2 separate regions of the Homo sapiens genome follow, and region 1 is linked to region 2. The links are chromatin loops, found by intact Hi-C in ENCODE. Cell type or tissue: mammary epithelial cell. All regions are shown on one strand. Each heading gives the region's core, and the rest is flanking DNA. Links, peaks and the distances in the headings are about the cores only. Region 1 overlaps HHAT (hedgehog acyltransferase). Region 2 holds the start of LOC124904502 (a long non-coding RNA gene).

Region 1 (8,339 bases), core at 110-8,109, 89 kb before region 2:
CAACATAACGAAGGTTTTCCCAGTTAGGCATGTATCAGATACATCCAGGGCATAAGGTGCAGATTAGCTACATCCAGTGGATACTTTGACAGCTTCTTCAACAATTCAGATAACAAAGAGGGGCTTAAAATGTCCCATGGGATTTCTGTCTTCAATGTATTTTTCGTTTTCCTCTTTTGTTATCAGTTTGGCTCTACATTTAGTTGAGTAGCATTTGTCTAATAAGCTTTACAGACAAATATTTAAAAAAAAAAAAAAAAAGTCCCTGCCCTCAATATGTTAAATTCTCATACAGGACGTAGATGTGTAAAAATGCAATTACAATAGAGCATGAAACAAGAAATAACCTGTGCAAAAATATGCATGGAACAAAAAATGAGAAGGAAATACAATAAAATGTTAATATCGGGGAGTAAAATTATGAAGTATTTTCTAATTTCTATATTTTTCTACATTTTCCATGTTTTCCAAAAATACATTTAGTGAGAAAAACTATTTATGGAAATACATACGAGAAATAGAACTTGGGTCAAAGGAGAAAGTAATTAACTTGATCCATCAGGGTCTCTTAAAGCTGTACACAGAAAAACCAACCACTGAACAGAGTTTCTACTTCTTGTACAAGACTTTAGCAGCCACCAAGGGAAAAGAGGATAATCATATCAGGAGAACCACATGTGCAAAAGCATGGAAACCCAGCTAGTTTCTAATCACATGATCTCCTTCCTCAGTGTTTTTCAAATCACTGTAAAATTTGCAGAACAAATGAACATTTATTCACCTCCAACATCTATAACTGATGCTAATTGTCCCCAAATAAATGATAAATGGAATTAGATTCTGTTTGTACACTTGCCAGGTCCCCAAAAGGTTAGGTATGAGCTTGTTTTTATTTTTACTGTAAATCTGTTTTTAAGCACACTTGCCTAAATGGTTGCCTAATCATTCTGGGAAGTATCTTCATTAAAACGGAGTGATTATCTGATATACTCTCATAAGTCCAGATTTTGACATACGTGCTTAAAATGCTAGCCCCACATCATTAATGAGAGTGAGAAAAATGAAGGTAGACTAAAAACAGCAAAAAATACTTGAACTTTCAAAATGCTACAATTTTCACAAAATCACTTAACATAGATTATCCCGTTTGACTCTCAGAACAATCCCATGAGGAAGGAAGAGGATTTATTACTTCTGTTTTCCAAATGATGAGATTGAGGCTCAGAGGTTAAATGACTGCTCCAGCTTCAGAGTAGGAAGAGATGGGGAATAGAATAGACTAGGAACCAGGTCATCCATCTCACATTTCCCATCATGTTCCTTCCCATCACTGTGTTGATGCAGGGCACATGAATGCTAAGTGTTGTCACCTGGATCAATGAATGAGTGACTGAATGAATGAATAAAAAGATACCACAGGAGTTCCAGTCCCACAGTGATTGAAGAAAGAATACCCAACACTGCCCAAGATTTTGAATGTGCCTATGGAGATCCTAGGGGGTTAGAGGAAGGGATAGGTGTGTGCAGTGTCCCCAAAGCTCTAGGTGACACCTGGTCACTTACATGCTACTGTTTTATTGTTTACCAGTTTGTAAGAGCCAGCAGCTCTCAGAGCAGTATCGGACACTAACTGATCTGTTTTTCTGTGGCCCTCTTTTATTTCTTACCTTTAGAGACTGAGGTCTAAGCTGTACTTTGAAAGAGAATCCGGTGGACAGGGATGATGAGAAGGTTGGTTCCAAGAGACAGCATAAACATACGTAAATGTGTAAAGGGAAAGGTAAGCAGATTGGCCTGACTCAAAAAAACAGCTCCTGCCAGTTGGGCAGTGTTTGGGAACCGGGCTAGGAAGGAGAAGGTCGATGAAGGTGGGAAACATCAATGGTCCTGCCCTGGGCATATGACCCCTGATGTTTTCCAAGCTGCGCAACTCTCAGGCTGGCTGTTCTCAGAGTCAACTGGCCCCAAAAGTGAAGGGCTCTGAAGCTGAGTGCCCAGAACCAGACCCTGGAGCTGGGGCCTTGGACTTGTGTTCTTGCCATGCATTTCTCCTTAAAAGAAAGCTCCCACTTCTGGATGGTTGAGAGTTCCACACAGACTCTGCCTTTACTCCCCTGCAGCCACAGACCTTGGCAGCTCCAACTTGAACATGTAAAGGGTGTATTCAACAGACAAGTGAGAGAAGGAACCTCACACAGCCTGAGTGGGCCTGAGATAGGCTGAGGGGCCTAAGCTTCAATTGCATAAGCAGGGCTAGGTCACTCCAGTTACCAAAGACAGAAACAGATAGTCCAGAGCCGTCCAGGGGATGCTAGCCACTGCCCAGGAGATGATCAGAGAACACACAACAGAAATCAGAAAATGTAGTACAAGAAGAATTTGCTGATAGGTGCAATCGCCTCAGCAAGGCACAGGAAACTCAACTCAGAAGGCAGTCTGTCTGTCATCCACCAATTCTCTGGGTCAAGTCTGATGTGCACTCATAAAGTAAAAATGCACTGTTATTGTGACTGAGAAAAAAAATAAAGCTAAAAGGTAAGTGCCTATAAAATAAGATTTTACTAATGCAAACAAAAGCCCTAAAGAAGTGAGGTTTGAGCCCAGTGTCCTCCTCTATTAGCACCAACAATGGATAGGTGGTTGAGTCTGTCAAAATGCCTCTGGGTTTACAGAAATGAAAGCTTGGTCTGTGCCCTTCGGGGCTAAACACTTTGTTTTCACTACCTAAATTGAAAGAGCTTCCACTGGGTCACATGAGTAGATAATAAATATGTTCCTGGCCGGGCACAATGGCTTATACCTGTAATCCCAGCACTTTGGGGAGGCCAAGGTGGGCAGATCACATGAAGCCAGGAGTTTGAGGCCAGCCCGGCCAACATGGTGAAACCCCATCTCTACTAAAAATACAAAAATTAACTGGGTATGGTGGCAGGTACCTATATCCCACCCACTCGGTTGACTGAGGCACGAGAATCGCTTGAACCCAGGAGGCGGAGGTTGCAGTGAACCAAGATCGCACCACTGCACTTCAGCCCTGGGTGACAGAGCAAGACTCCGTCTCTACAAATGAATAAATAAATCTGTTCCATCAACTAGGAAGAAGAAAAAGACCTGACTTACCACCACAGGGCCATTGTGGCCATCAGATGAGTTGAGTGATGTGTGCATTCCCTATAAATTGTAGGGCACTCTCCAGATGTTTTTTAGTAAATCATCTGTTTGTTTCTTCTCTCTTTGTTCCTGACCCTCTGGCCCTGTGACATCTGGCACCCCACATGCCCACCTAAACTGGGAGAGATGGTACAGGGCCAGCCCTGGGCAATCTCACAGGGCTAAAACACAGCCAGGAATGATAGGATTGCAGAATGCACCACTAGGGTTCACTTGTAGCAACCCTGTACGGCCACTATGGGGAGCCCCATCACAGTTCTACAATCATCTCTTGTCTGAAAACCAAGGTGTCTACTGGGATCAAGGCAAAGCCAAAGGGGCCTTCTCTGGATTCCCAATGGTAACAGGAAAACACTTACCTTAACTTCTTCCACACCCTGCAGCCTCAGTGTGGAGAGGAGGAGGAGAGAACAGAGCCACGTCAGGAGCTGAGACCGGAACTGGGCCACGCAGAAAGAGATGGTGGTATGGAGCAAAACCATAGCCACACCAGGGGTCCCCAGCACACACCAGCAGGCCCACATCCCATAGAGCATGAGAATCCAGGGTCTGTGCTGCAAATGGTGGGGCCCATCCAGAGAGAGACAGGGAGGAAGAGGGGAGGGAGGAAAATAAACAGAAGTGAGCTCATGGAAGTGATATTGAAGGTTCTACATGTAAGAGGATCACGTTTAATTACCCAATAAAGAAACTCTTATCACTGCCCTGGGAATTTTGGTACAACACAGACAAACAAGATTCAGAGGGACTTTCCACATTAACCCCCAGAGTCCCATCAGCTCCACCCAGAAGCAAGTAACCACTCTCCTGCCTTCAACCAAAGCCACCCAGACCCCTGGGTCACACAACAATAAGATATTGGATTGACTTTTCAACAGACACAATGGAAGCCAGAAGACAGCTGGAAAAATGCCAACTGGACCACATCCCACATACAGCATCCTTCAGAAGTGAAGGTGAGAGAAAGTATTAGTACACATTTCTAGGAAGACCTATTAAGAAAACTGGGCCATCCAAACCACAAAAGACTTTCCAAAGTCTAAGCCAGAGATTTTAAATATGTAGGGTTTTTTTGCATTTTTGATTTTTTGCATATTGATTAGTCAAATTTATGTCATAGAAAAATTGCATCTTACCTGCTTTATGAGCTATTGAGGACTTTGCATAGTCTACCTGATTGATACATTTATTCCCATTTTAGGAGAATCACAGATTTTTATCTAATCATCAACTAATTTATAGTTATCACATTGAATAAGTAGATGAATTAACATGTCTTTGCTTTATGATATAACCTTGGTCAGACCTGATGGGGAAATCCTTAAAAACCACAATGTTTTAACTTTGAGACGCAAGGTATCATTGTGGTTTAATGATTCAAGCTTTGAAGTCTAACTGCCTAAATTCAAATGCTGGTGTCTCATAACTACCTGTGTGACCTGAGGCAAATGACTCCATCTCTGTGGATTCATTTCTTCATATATAAAACTGGGATATCCCAGCACTTTGGGAGGCCGAGGCAGGTGCATCACCTGAGGTCAGGAGTTCAAGACCAGCCTGACCAACATGGCAAAACCCCATCTCTACTAAAAATACAAAAATTAGCCAGGTATGGTAGGTGACTGTAATCCCAACTACCCGGGAGGCTGAGGCAGGAGAATCCCTGGAACTCGGGAGGCAGAGGTTGCTGTGAGCCGAGATCGCACCATTGCACTCCAGCCTGGGCAACAGAGCAAGACTCCATCTCAAAAACAAAACAAAACTGGAATAATAACAATATCTCCTTCATGGGGTGGATACACAGGAAGGACTCTACAAATACAGTTGTTATTCCCATAGGGAAATGTGATGTCTCACGGGCATGCATTTTAAAATGTGGATCCCAGGAACCACCGAATTGAAAAGTGATAAGTGCCTGAACTTAGGTCGTCTTGTGGAAACAAAGACTTTTTTCAGGGCAAGACAGGTGTGGAGTGTAAATTGCAAATCCCGTGCTTTGATGCTAACTCTTTCAAAATATTGCCTACCTACCATTCTTTCCCAAACCTATACTCTAGCTCAAGAGAACATTTTAAATATGAGACTAGATCAGCCATTTTTAAGTTCCAAGAAAACCAGAGAAATGTGAAGTTCATTTTTACTATTTTTCCATCCTACTACCCACAGAAAACAGCCACATAAATTTGCTTCAAACCCTCACCTCTGGGCAGAGTCCAATTATAAGGAATACATGGCCAAAGACTATTTTAAGAGGTAGTTTTAACAAATGAAAAAAAGGGGCTTCTTTTCCAACATGACCTACAGCATTTACCAATGGAATTCTTTTTTGTGCATGTGTGGCTACATACATAGACACAGTTATGTTTTTATTAAGTGCTATTTGATCCCTTTGGAAAAAGCCTGTTTGCTGGGATTCGTTTGGGAACTTACCACAGACTGAAGCTGCTTCAACTTGGAAAATGCTGAAAGAAGCTTCAGGAAATACTTGATAGTGCTGTGTAAACCCCATTTACTTGAGAGACTATGATGAATTTAACAGTGGTCTCCAAAGCCACCTTGGGGCAGAAAAATTTGTCCCATATTCATCCCCCACTGTTTCCCTACTGCCAAACAGTACAGGCAGACGACACTTAATACTGTTCTAAGACATCACAGGACACGCTCTCACATGAGCCTCATGTTCTCTACCCATCTTAATATTACCCATTGATTCTCCCCAAGTACAAGCAACTCTACTATATACATTCATGATGCACAGGCAATGAAAAGATGTGAATAATGCAAAAAGAATCACCTACACGAAACTGTTGTATATATTAGAATCCCACTAAAATGTTGATTTTCATACTTTGTCTATAAAAATGCTATTGGAATGAATCCTATCCCCAAAACACCATTAAAATACTGCAAGAGGAGAATCGCTTGAACCTGGGAGGCAGAGGTTACAGTGAGCCAAGATCGCGCCATTGCGCTCCAGCCTGGGAGACAAGAGTAAAATTCCATCTCAAAATAAGTAACAAACAAACAAGTAAATAAAATCCTGCTAGAGCAGAATCAGCCTCCCATGTCTTGCAATCCAACTGGCATCATGGCAGGGCAGTCCCCATTATAGAGGTAGCCCTTAGGGCACAGCTGCCCAACCACGATCCCTCCCATGCACATACCTAGATCTCAAGCACTATGAAGAGGGTTCTAGGATAAAAGGGTGACATGGCCCAGCAGGGTGGGCAGCAGCATGGACGGCCTGCTTCTTTGGGCAGCAGAAGAGCTTTTTCTAAGCATTTCAAAGGCCAGTTTCATCAGCAAAGGCCTAAAGATAGCCCTGTCCCATCCATCTCTACTCCAAATGTGCTTATGTATTTATCAACCTTTTTTCTCTCTTAAGTAAAAATGCTTAACTATCAGTATTAAGCTTCTGACATCAACCAGGCCAGAATTTTTTTAACTTTTCAAAAAAAAAAAAAATTGTGTTGCATTTTGTTCCAAAACAACACTTCTGACTCATCACTAGAAAGGCTTTCAGATTTTTTTCCCCAAGTTCTCAGGGTAATAAGAGCAGACATACAAGATTTGGTCACACACATACTGTACGTCAAACTCAAGTTTAAAAACCCACCTAAACACCAAAATAGCCCAATTCATTTAAATTACAAGGTTCAAATTATGAAGATGATTGGGAATTACTTGTTACTTGAAAGAAGACAAAGAATCACATTGATCACATAAAGTGTATAGGTAAAACATGGCCTCAATGTTGGATTGTGATGTTTCTGATTTACAGATTCCAGTTGCATACAACTTTTATGTAATGTTCTTTCTCAGATTTTTGAGATAGTTGTATTCACATATACATACAAGAGACATCCCTTGTATACTTTACCCAGTTTCTTCCTATGGCACATTTTTTAAAACCACAAATATCATAACCAGGATATTGATGTTGCTGCAATGCACCAAACTTATTCAGATTTCTCTAGTTTCACTTCTATTAATTTATGTGTGTGTTTAGTTCTATACAATTTTATCACATGTATAGGTTTGGTATCTACCATGGTAAAAATGCAGAACAGCTCCATCACCACAAGGATTCCTTGTGTTGCCATTTTATACCTCATTTACCTCCTTCCCACTCCTCTGATCACCCCCATCCCTAATCCTGACAACCAGTAACCTCTTCTCCATTTCAAAGATTGGCTTTTTTCACTCAGCGTAATTTCCTGCAGATTCATCCAAGTTGCTGTATCAATGGTTTGCTCCTTTTCATTGCTGAGTAGTGTTCCATGATGTGGATATACCACAGCTTGTTAGCCATTAACCTACTGGAGGCTATCTAGGCTGTTTGCAATGTGGGGCTATTACAAATAAAACTTATGCAAACACACATGCATAGATTTTTGTGTAAAAATAAGTTTTCATTTCTCTGGGATAAATGCCCAAGATCACACTTGCTGGGGTGCAAGGTAGTTGCATATTTAGTTCTATAATAAACTATAAAACAGTTTTTCAGCATGGCTGTAGCATTATACTTTCCTGCCAGCAATGCATGTGTGATCCAGTTTATTCACATCCTTGCCAGCATTTGGTGCTGTTACTATGTTCTATCTGAGCCATTCTGGTAAGTGTGTAATGACATCTCGTTGTGGTTTTAATTTGAATTTATCATGCTCTTTTAAAAGGTATCAAAGCATGAGTGACCTGAAGCTTGAGATGAGCTTGCTGGAGCACAGGATGACAGCCCCACCGGAACTACTCTGACCCTCACTCAATGGTCTTTATTCCAGGTTCTTCCATTTCTAATAGGAGATGAAACAGAAAGCCGGGGAAGAGGGGAAGTGTTTAAAAGGCTGATGAAAAATAAGAAAGTATACTCTATTTTTACAGCAGTGGAGACAAAGCCAGACTGAACGCTATGGCCTTTTTGATGAGACATAGATCTTACTAACCCTGGTTGACTTAAGCAGGCATCCTTCCCCTCTGCTCCCTGAGTCTACACTGAACCACTCTCAAAATGGGGTCTGACTCTACTTGATAGTCTCCTTAATAGGCTAAACTCCTGCCTTGTTTAGATTACAGTAATGTAAGCCCAGAATCTAGCACAGTGCCTAGCATATATCACGTGTTTCATAACTATTGGATGGAAGGATGGAGAGAATAGTTGCATGGATGGA
Region 2 (8,339 bases), core at 165-8,164:
GATCTTGAGTTTTAGGCCGTAGAAAGCCCTAGATGGAGAAAGGCTAAGAGCAGCAGGAGGGATGGGTGCAGTTCAAGCTGCAGGCCTGTGCAGCAAGACCATCACTTTTCCAACTTAGTGGAAAGCAGCTTTGCCTTTGAAAGGTTGCTGGACTCTTTCTGAGCTGAGAGAGATGGTCTAGTTTTCATCCCTAATTTTATAGAGGTAGGGCTAGAACAAAAACTAACAGACATGAGAAATGGTCTCTGAATGTAAAGGGCAGAGAAACAGTCAAATTTAGGTTAGCCTTAACTTCCTTTTTATAAAATGGGGATACTATTTGTACCATATCATAGGGATGGTATAAGGATTAACTGAAATAATAAACATGAAATGCTAAGCATCATGCCTGGCCCATAATACATACTGAATCATAATTAGTTACTATTACTATTACCAACAGAATATGTAATGCTTGGTTTTTTATTTTTTATTTATTTATTTATTTATTTATTTATTTATTTTTTTGAGACTAAGTCTTGCTCTGTTGCCCAGGCTGGAGTGCACTGGTGCAATCTCAGTTCACTGCAACCTCCACCTCCCGGGTTCAAGTGATTCTCATGCCTCGGCCTCCCAAGTAGCCAGGATTACAGGTATCTCCTACCATGCCCGGCTAATTTTTGTATTTTTAGTAGAAATGGGGTTTCACTATGCTGGCCAGGTTGGTCTCCAACTCCTGACTTCAAATGATCCACCTACCTCGGCCTCCCAAAGTGCTGGGATTACAGGTGTATTTGGGAATGTTAACTGAGGTTTTTTTCCCTTGTGCTTCTTTATAACCATTACTCTTTTCTTTATCATTCTGTCATATTCCATACACATTGTTCTCAGACAGAAAGTAGATAAAGCTGAGAAGAAAAAATCTGTTGAATGTCTGAATGGATTTATTTTAAACCCATAGTAGAGACAACAGCTTGAGAGGCAGGACTTTCTTTGATTCTGAAAGCTGTGCATTTTGAGAAAGAGCAAAACAAGTGTGTAGCTGCTTCCTAAGTTTTGGTATGGAGCCCAGAGCCCACCCTCTGAACCAAGTAAACCCACTATCAAGGCAATATTTTTTAAACTGTGGGCTGAGACCTCTTGCATCATAAAATTGGTTTATCGGGATAAAACCAGCATTAAAAGAAAGAGAATACAATGGACTAGGAAATCCCAGAGTTTGTTGCCAGGTAATGGCAATGTTGTTTGGTGAAGTTGTTGTTTCATGTGTGATGTGTACGTGTGCTCAGCCGTGATGTAAAATGCATTTTCTATTATAGTCATAGTCAAAGAAATTCGTACATCACCAGAGACTCTCCATAGCAGAGGACACATGTGTCTCTCCTCTCAGAATGTACCAGGGAGAATCATAGTTCCTGGGAGAATTTCCACAACCAGAATGGCATCAGAAGAACAGAGCAACCATGATCCAGGGTGGCCACACAGAAACCCCTTGCATCTTGGCGAGGCTGGGGAAAAATCTGAAAAGTTTCTATGGCCACCAAAAGGGACGCAGAAGAGGCCCTGGACAAGCCAAAAGGATCCAAAGGAGCTGCAGTCTGGACTATAAGGATGTAGGCAAAGGGAGGTGACAGTGGAAACTTGGCCATCAGAAACTAGTGCTGGCTCAGGACAATGAGACCAAGTTGCAAGAGTTACCAATCAGTGGAAACTGTTGTAGACAGAATGTCATGATGGGCCAGACGCTGCTTTTCTCCCCACACCAACATGATGCATGAACCCTGCCCCACAGACACATGCCCCCTGCAGCTGCAGAGACTGAAAAAATGTCGGGGAATAAGGGGAGGGAACTTCTGATTCGCTATTCAAAGACTATGTTTCAATTCTGTTTTAAAACAGAATGGGGCTGGGTGTGGTGGCTCACACCTTTAACCCCAGCACTTTGGGAGGCTGAGGTGAGTGGATTGCTAGAGTCCAGGACTTCAAGACCAGCCTGGGCAACATGCCGAAACCCTGTCTCTACTAAAAATACAAAAATTTAGCCAGGTTTTGTGGTGTGCGCCTGTAGTCTCAGCTACTCGGGAGGCTTAGGAGGGATAATTGTTTGAGCCCAGGAGGCAGAGGTTACAGTGAGCTGAGATCAAGCCACTGTACTCTAGCATGGGTGACAGAGCAAGAGCCTGTCTCAAAAAAAAAAAAAAATCAGAATGGGTCTGATGGTACATTTCAAAAACAAGTTAGATGAAAATAAAAATTTAAAATCAAAATAAAAACAGAATGGGCACCAGGTGCGGTGGCTCACACCTGCAGTCCCCAGCACTTGGGAGGCTGAGGTGGGAGGATTGCTTGAGCCGAGGAGTTTGAGAGCAGTCTGGGAAACAAAGGGAGACTCCTGTCTCTACAAAAAAAATTTAAAAATTATCCAAGTGTGGTGGCATACATCTGTAATCCCAACTACTCGGGAGGCTGAGGCAGGAGGATCCTTTGTGCCCAGGAGGCTACAGTGAGCTATGATCGTGCCACTGCACTCCCGCCTGGGTGACAGAGCAAGATTCCATCTCTGTAAAACAAAAGATAAAAAACAGAAAGGGCTGGATTTATCTTGAATTAGAAAGACCACAGACATTGGAGGTTGAGTTAATGATTTGAGGTCAGTTCTAGGAAAATTAAGTTACATCTTCGAACACCAGGAGCTGTGACTGTATAAAATATCAAAACTGACATGTTATTATTAATGAAGCCTTTGGATTTGGCAACTAGAAAGTCGTGAGCAACCTCCAAAAGTGCAATTTCCGTCATGGTTAGGACAGAAGCCAGATGGGAATGGGGTCAGAACAGAGTGGTCAGAATAAACTGCTCTTTGGAGACACCCGTGAGGAGTGTGGGTGTGGGTGAGTATGGATCGCAGGCTTGAGGGAAAGTTCCGTTTATTTTAAATGGAGAAACCTAATAATTTATAGGCAGACGTTGTAGGCAGATGAGAAAGGCTTACACAGAACTGTCCGTGGGTAAAGGAAGGAGCCAGTGGACATCGGATACATTACTACTCGGATGAAAACTGGTCAAATCCTCAAAGGCAAGGTGCTCGCGGGATGGTAGCAGTCACGGTGGTACTGCAGGGTGGTGTATGGAATGAGAAGAAAGGTGTGTGTCTGATCGTGCTGGTCTTTGACTTCCATCTCTTTCTTGGGCTCAGCACCCCGGGACCTGTGAAGGTTGAAGACCCCGTGGAAAGGTTCCAGAGTCCTTAGGAGCTCCTAGGAGCCTCGTTCAATGTTATGGCTCTTCATTTAAACCCCATTGCCCAGTGGCTGTTGAGTTCTGCCTGCCCCTGTTCTCTGATCACTGCTTGGCTGACCCTTTTCTGTTCTGATCACAACAGTTTATCGTTCTCAAGGGACAATTCTGTAAAGGAACTCGAATGGAGGGTTCAAAACTGAGGCAAGGCATGTTTATGAAACAAGTCTCTCAAAGCCTGACGTTTCCCACGGAACAAGGGCTGTCTGTCCCACCCTGGCACTCATTCCTATCCCCCCGCCCCCGCCCTCCGTGTCAAAGGCTTCTCGGAGAAGGAGACCATGACATCACTTCCTTCGGGTGGTGCAGGGTCGTCTGGCCTCACGCCCACTGCCTTTGGCCGCTGACCCCCGAGGAAGTGAGGCAGCGGCCGGAGCCGGGCACGCCCTGAGCTCGCTCTCCTGTTTTCCCTCTGGCTCACCTCTGGGGGCGGTCCCAGATGCCTTGAGAAGTGGGTTGTCTTCAAAGTATCTCAGTGCCTCCCAGTGCCCTCTGATATTTCCTTTAGAAGTCATGGGGAACTGCAGGGGTGAAGAGACACCACTAGGTGGCTGCACAAGACCTTGTTTGTTTCCATAGGTGCCAGGCTGGCGGCAAAGAGAGATGAGACCCCCCGCCCCCCGCCACTGTGTGTGTGTGTGTGTGTGTGTGTGTGTGTGTGTGTGTGTTCGTGCGCGCGCACGTGGCGGGGGGGGGGGGGGGGGGGGAGGTGCCCAGTGGGGAGAATGGGGAGGCAGAGACAGAAGTTTAAGAAAACCCAATGTTAAAAAAGCCTAAATTTACAAAGCAGGTAAGTTGAAGGGCTATCCTTAATGCCCACAGTGGAAGGAGTGCAGAGCTCCTCCTTATAGGAGAATTCTCTTGATATTTTTAGTCCTTTTTAGTTCATCAGTTATTTAGCAGAGAAACTGAAGTGTTAGCCTACTAACGTTTCTGGCTACTGAAAATGAATCAGAAATGAGAAGGTTGCATGAGATCTGAATTCTTCTAAGAATCAGATTTCTTTGCATCTGATTTGCATTCATTTTCATTCATAATCAGAAATTTGACGAGTTCCTACTACCTGCCACACCCTGGGCTAGGTGCTGAGGAGAGAGCTGTGAACAACACTCTGTACCCTCATGGAACCTAAGTAGAAAAATGCATATACACTGTACATAGAAAAAAAAGGGTACAGTTTCTCCAGCTCTGTCATTCTACGATTCCATGACTATACCCTTCCTTTGCACAGCCCTCACATGAAGCATGGGATAGTAAGACTCAGTTAATCCACCAAAATTAGATGCCACACAGATTTTCTGGAGTAGAGTTGCAGTGTGATTTCCAGCATGTGGTCATTTTACCATCAAAAGTTCCATAAGAAGTGATGCCATGGAATTTCCAAGTCTCTCTTCTTTATCTGTTTATTACCTACTTAGGTCATCTGCCAGTGCCAGGACAATCATCTGAGACAGGGGCCGCTCCTGCGGCAGAAAAAGCGGTGGGCAGGCTGAAGACCACAGGCTGAAATACGCAATTGGAAAATAAGAAAGAAAAGTGATCACAAGTCCTGGACACCAAGAAGATTGTGGAAAAACTCATAATATAAAGGTGTGGCATTTCTAAGCACTGCCAAATTTATTTCTCCAGCCAAGTCAAACATGACACAATGGAAGCCAGCTCCCAGATGCCCCACATGAGAAAGCATAGATTATAGATTCAGTGTGGAAATCACATTTGGGTTTGGGAGGTGGCTGGCTTGATCTGCAAGAGGGTGGGGTATGACTTGCACCCATGTGTGCACATAAGCACATGTGAGAACTAGGAGAATGGGTGTTCATGTGGAATCATGGAACACCAGAGCTGGAACATACTTTCAAACTAATTTAATCCATCCTCTCATTTTATAAATGCAGAAACCAGGCCTGCAAAGGAGAAGGTCTTGCCCAGTATCCCAGAGTCACCATTGACAGAACTAAGACTATATAACTCAATATCTTGATCCCCAGTTCATAATTCCAGTCATTTTATCTCTTCTTAAAGGATCATAGACATGTTTGTTGCCTTTTTCACTTGGATTTACTTGACTTACCTTTACATGTTATGGTGGTTGAATGGTGCCACCATCCCTTTCCCAAAAAAGATACAGAATCTGTGAATATGTCCTTACTTTTAAATTTATTTTTAAATGTTATTTATTTACTTATTTGTTTGAGACAGGGTCTCACTCTATCACCCAGGCTGGAGTGCAGTGGCACAATCATGGCTCACTGCAGCCTCAACCTCCTAGGCTCAGGTGATTCTCCCACCACAGCCTCCTGGGTAGCTGGGACTATAGGTGCACGCCACCACACCTGGCTAATTTTTTGTATTTTTTGTAGAGATGGGGTTTCACCATGTTGCCCAGGCTGGTCTCGAATCCCCTTATTTTTAAAAAGGATCTCTGCAGAGGTAATTAATTAAGGATATTGAGATGAGATTATGTTTTATTAGGATCAGCCTATATCCAATGGCAAGTGTCTTGAGAAGAGAAGAAGAGGAGTGAAAAGGAGAGGAAAGGAAAGGAGAGGAAGGGAGGGGAGAAGAGGAGAGGGGAGGGAAAGGGAGGGGAGAAGAGGGGAGGAAGAAGACACATGGAGAAGAAGACAATGTGAAGACAGAGATTGGGGTGATATATCTACAAACCAAGGAACCCCAAGGATTTCCTGCAGCCACTAGAAGCCAGGAGAGAAGCACGGAACAGCTTTCCCCTCAGTGCCTCCAGAAAGAACAAACTCTGCTAGCACCTTGATTTTGGACGTGTGACTCCAGAACTGTGAGAGAATAAATTTCTGTTGTTTTAAGCTACCAAGTTTTTGGTACTTTGTTACTGCAGCTGTAGGAAACCAATACATTTATATGTCTCAGTTCCTTCAACTGCCTTTGTTCTATTCTTTTGTTACCTTGAAGACGGAAGCATTCTTTGAGCATAGTAGCACATCATGGTTATGAGATGCTGTTGCTATTGGCAGGCGAAAGATTGCTTAGAGATGGTCCTCTTGGAAAAATCTAAACATGTTGTACTCTAAGTGCCACTAACTAAAACCAGCCTTGAGAAGTTCTCAAGACGGGCCTTCCAAATGCCCTAAAGCTGTCTTCATATGACCAAAAGGAGAGCCAATGGGAAAAGAACACAACAGTTTTTCCCCATCCTAGATGTTGAGTGTGGTCATGACTGGCTTTTATTAGAATCGTGTTCTCTCTGGTAATATGAGAGGCTGTTATCAGTATGATTATTTATTTATCATCTAGGTTTTTTTGGTTTTTTGTTTGTTTGTTTGTTTTTTGAGACAAGGTCTCGTTCTGTTGCCCAGGCTGGATTATAGTGGCGCAATCTCGGCTAGCAGAAGCCTTGACCTCTTGGGCTCAAGTAATTCATCCACCTTAGCCTCCTGAGTAGCTGATACTACAGGTGCATGCCATACCTGGCTAATTTTATCATTTTTATAGAGACAGGGTTTGTCCCCAGGTTGCCCAGGCTAGTCTCAAACTCCGGGGTTCAAGCAATCCACCCACCTTGGCCTCCCAAAGTGCTGGGATTACAGGCATTAGCCACCATGCCCAGCCCACCTAGGTCTTTAAATGACTTTGGATGGTGCAGGGGAGTGGGGAGTCACACCTTAAATGAATTTAAAATAGAATTGGAATTATAAGTAATATTATAAGGCAAATCTGTTGCATAATGCATTGTCTTCAAGCATATTTTTCCTTTTCATGTGGTTGTTGGCAAATATCTGCAATGGGAAAGAGGATCATCCTTTTGGGAGACTTTCTTTTGTGTTTCTCAATGTTGCAGAAATAAACACACAACTTTAATTCGTTCCCCAAAGGAAGAAATAATAAAAACAACCTACTCAAAACTAGTCAGAGTTGCTGGAAAAATCAGGAAATAGCTTTTGTGGTTTGTTTGTTTGTTTTTCTCCATAATTTTCCAGGAAATCTATTAAAGACAGTAGCTGCCCTTTGGATAACACATTCATTCCAAGGGCCAAAGATATTGGTGCATATGCTGAAGCTGTCTCATGTCCTGAGCAAATCTCTCCATCTAAGCTCATGGCACCCCAGGGCTGGGCTCAGAGCCACGGCATAAAGAAGTCAATGGTGTCAACCTAAGGAAAACAAGGCAGCTGATATCAAACTTGTTTAGAATAATGTCATCTGATGAATTAATTCCACTTTAAGCCCAAATTGAGATTTAAACATGTCAGAGAATGGACCTAAACTGGTGGGTGGACAAGAATAGTCAGTTTGTAGGTTTGCTATATGGAGTAGAAACAGAAGGGAGGAGGTTTAGTGGCCATCGGGTTGGAGGTAAAAATGAAAGGCCAAAGTGGGATTTGTTCCATACCTGGCACCTCAGTTTGATGTCTGAGCCTGGTAGAAAAGGGGCTGTGAGCTAAAGCTATACTATTGGTCTTTGTGAGGGACTCAGTGAGGCCTGAGGCAAGAGTATCATTCTTACTTTCCTGAGGGACCCGCATGACACAGGTTGCCAGACAGATGGGCCAGGACATAGTGCTGTTCTGGCCCTCATGGATTAGAAACTTTGGCCTCTGGATTTAGTTGGCTTGGATGTTGAAATTCTGATTGTGGTGGCCAGAAGCTAGGGCAATGGAGAGTCATCTCAAGAGGTTTTGTGGACAGCAAACTTGGATGGGGCTGAGGCCAAAGAAGAGGGACGAGCCTAGAGGAATCTGTGCGTTGACTATAATAACATGGTCACCATTCATAAGGACATGTGAGACATCCTCAATGAAGTCTGGATAGAACTTTGTTGAAACAAATAGAAGGTCCTAGTTGAGCATGCGGTAAGAAGAGTCAATAAAACTTGGGTTATTACTATTTTTTTTAATTTTGTATTTTTTGTAGAGATGAGGTTTTGCCATGTTACCCAGGCTGGTCTCAAACTCCTAGACTCAAGAGATTCACCCATTTCAGCCTCCCAAAGTGCTGGGATTACAGGTGTCCACCACAGTGCCTGGCATGGGTTACTACTACTAAGGTGACCCACTTCGGTACCCAAGAAACACTAAGGTTGAAATTAC

The links. Peaks named below come from ENCODE experiments on the same cell type or tissue, not always from the same donor. Only the 100,000 strongest peaks of a DNase experiment are listed, where the experiment ranks them.
Region 1: it touches region 2 in a loop (12-fold over the local background); 27 of 110 quality-filtered maps call a loop at or near these places.

Annotation. Positions count from the first base shown.
Region 1 is chr1:210,395,854-210,404,192 of GRCh38, reverse strand. It overlaps HHAT (hedgehog acyltransferase), which reads right to left. Exons shown (of 12, transcript NM_018194.6): 5 at 3,531-3,725. Among named protein-coding and RNA genes, the nearest start is that of HHAT, 71 kb to the right of the region's middle. In mammary epithelial cell, for the core only: a CTCF peak has its summit at 3,407; DNase peaks (open chromatin) are centred at 3,422, 3,942 and 4,562.
Region 2 is chr1:210,306,765-210,315,103 of GRCh38, reverse strand. It overlaps LOC124904502 (a long non-coding RNA gene), which reads right to left and starts at 3,883. Exons shown (of 2, transcript XR_007066865.1): 1 at 3,698-3,883; 2 at 2,890-3,186. RefSeq lists a silencer at 3,735-3,794 and an enhancer at 2,824-4,023. In mammary epithelial cell, for the core only: a CTCF peak has its summit at 3,814 (motif pointing right); a DNase peak (open chromatin) is centred at 3,773; H3K4me3 peaks cover 521 bases.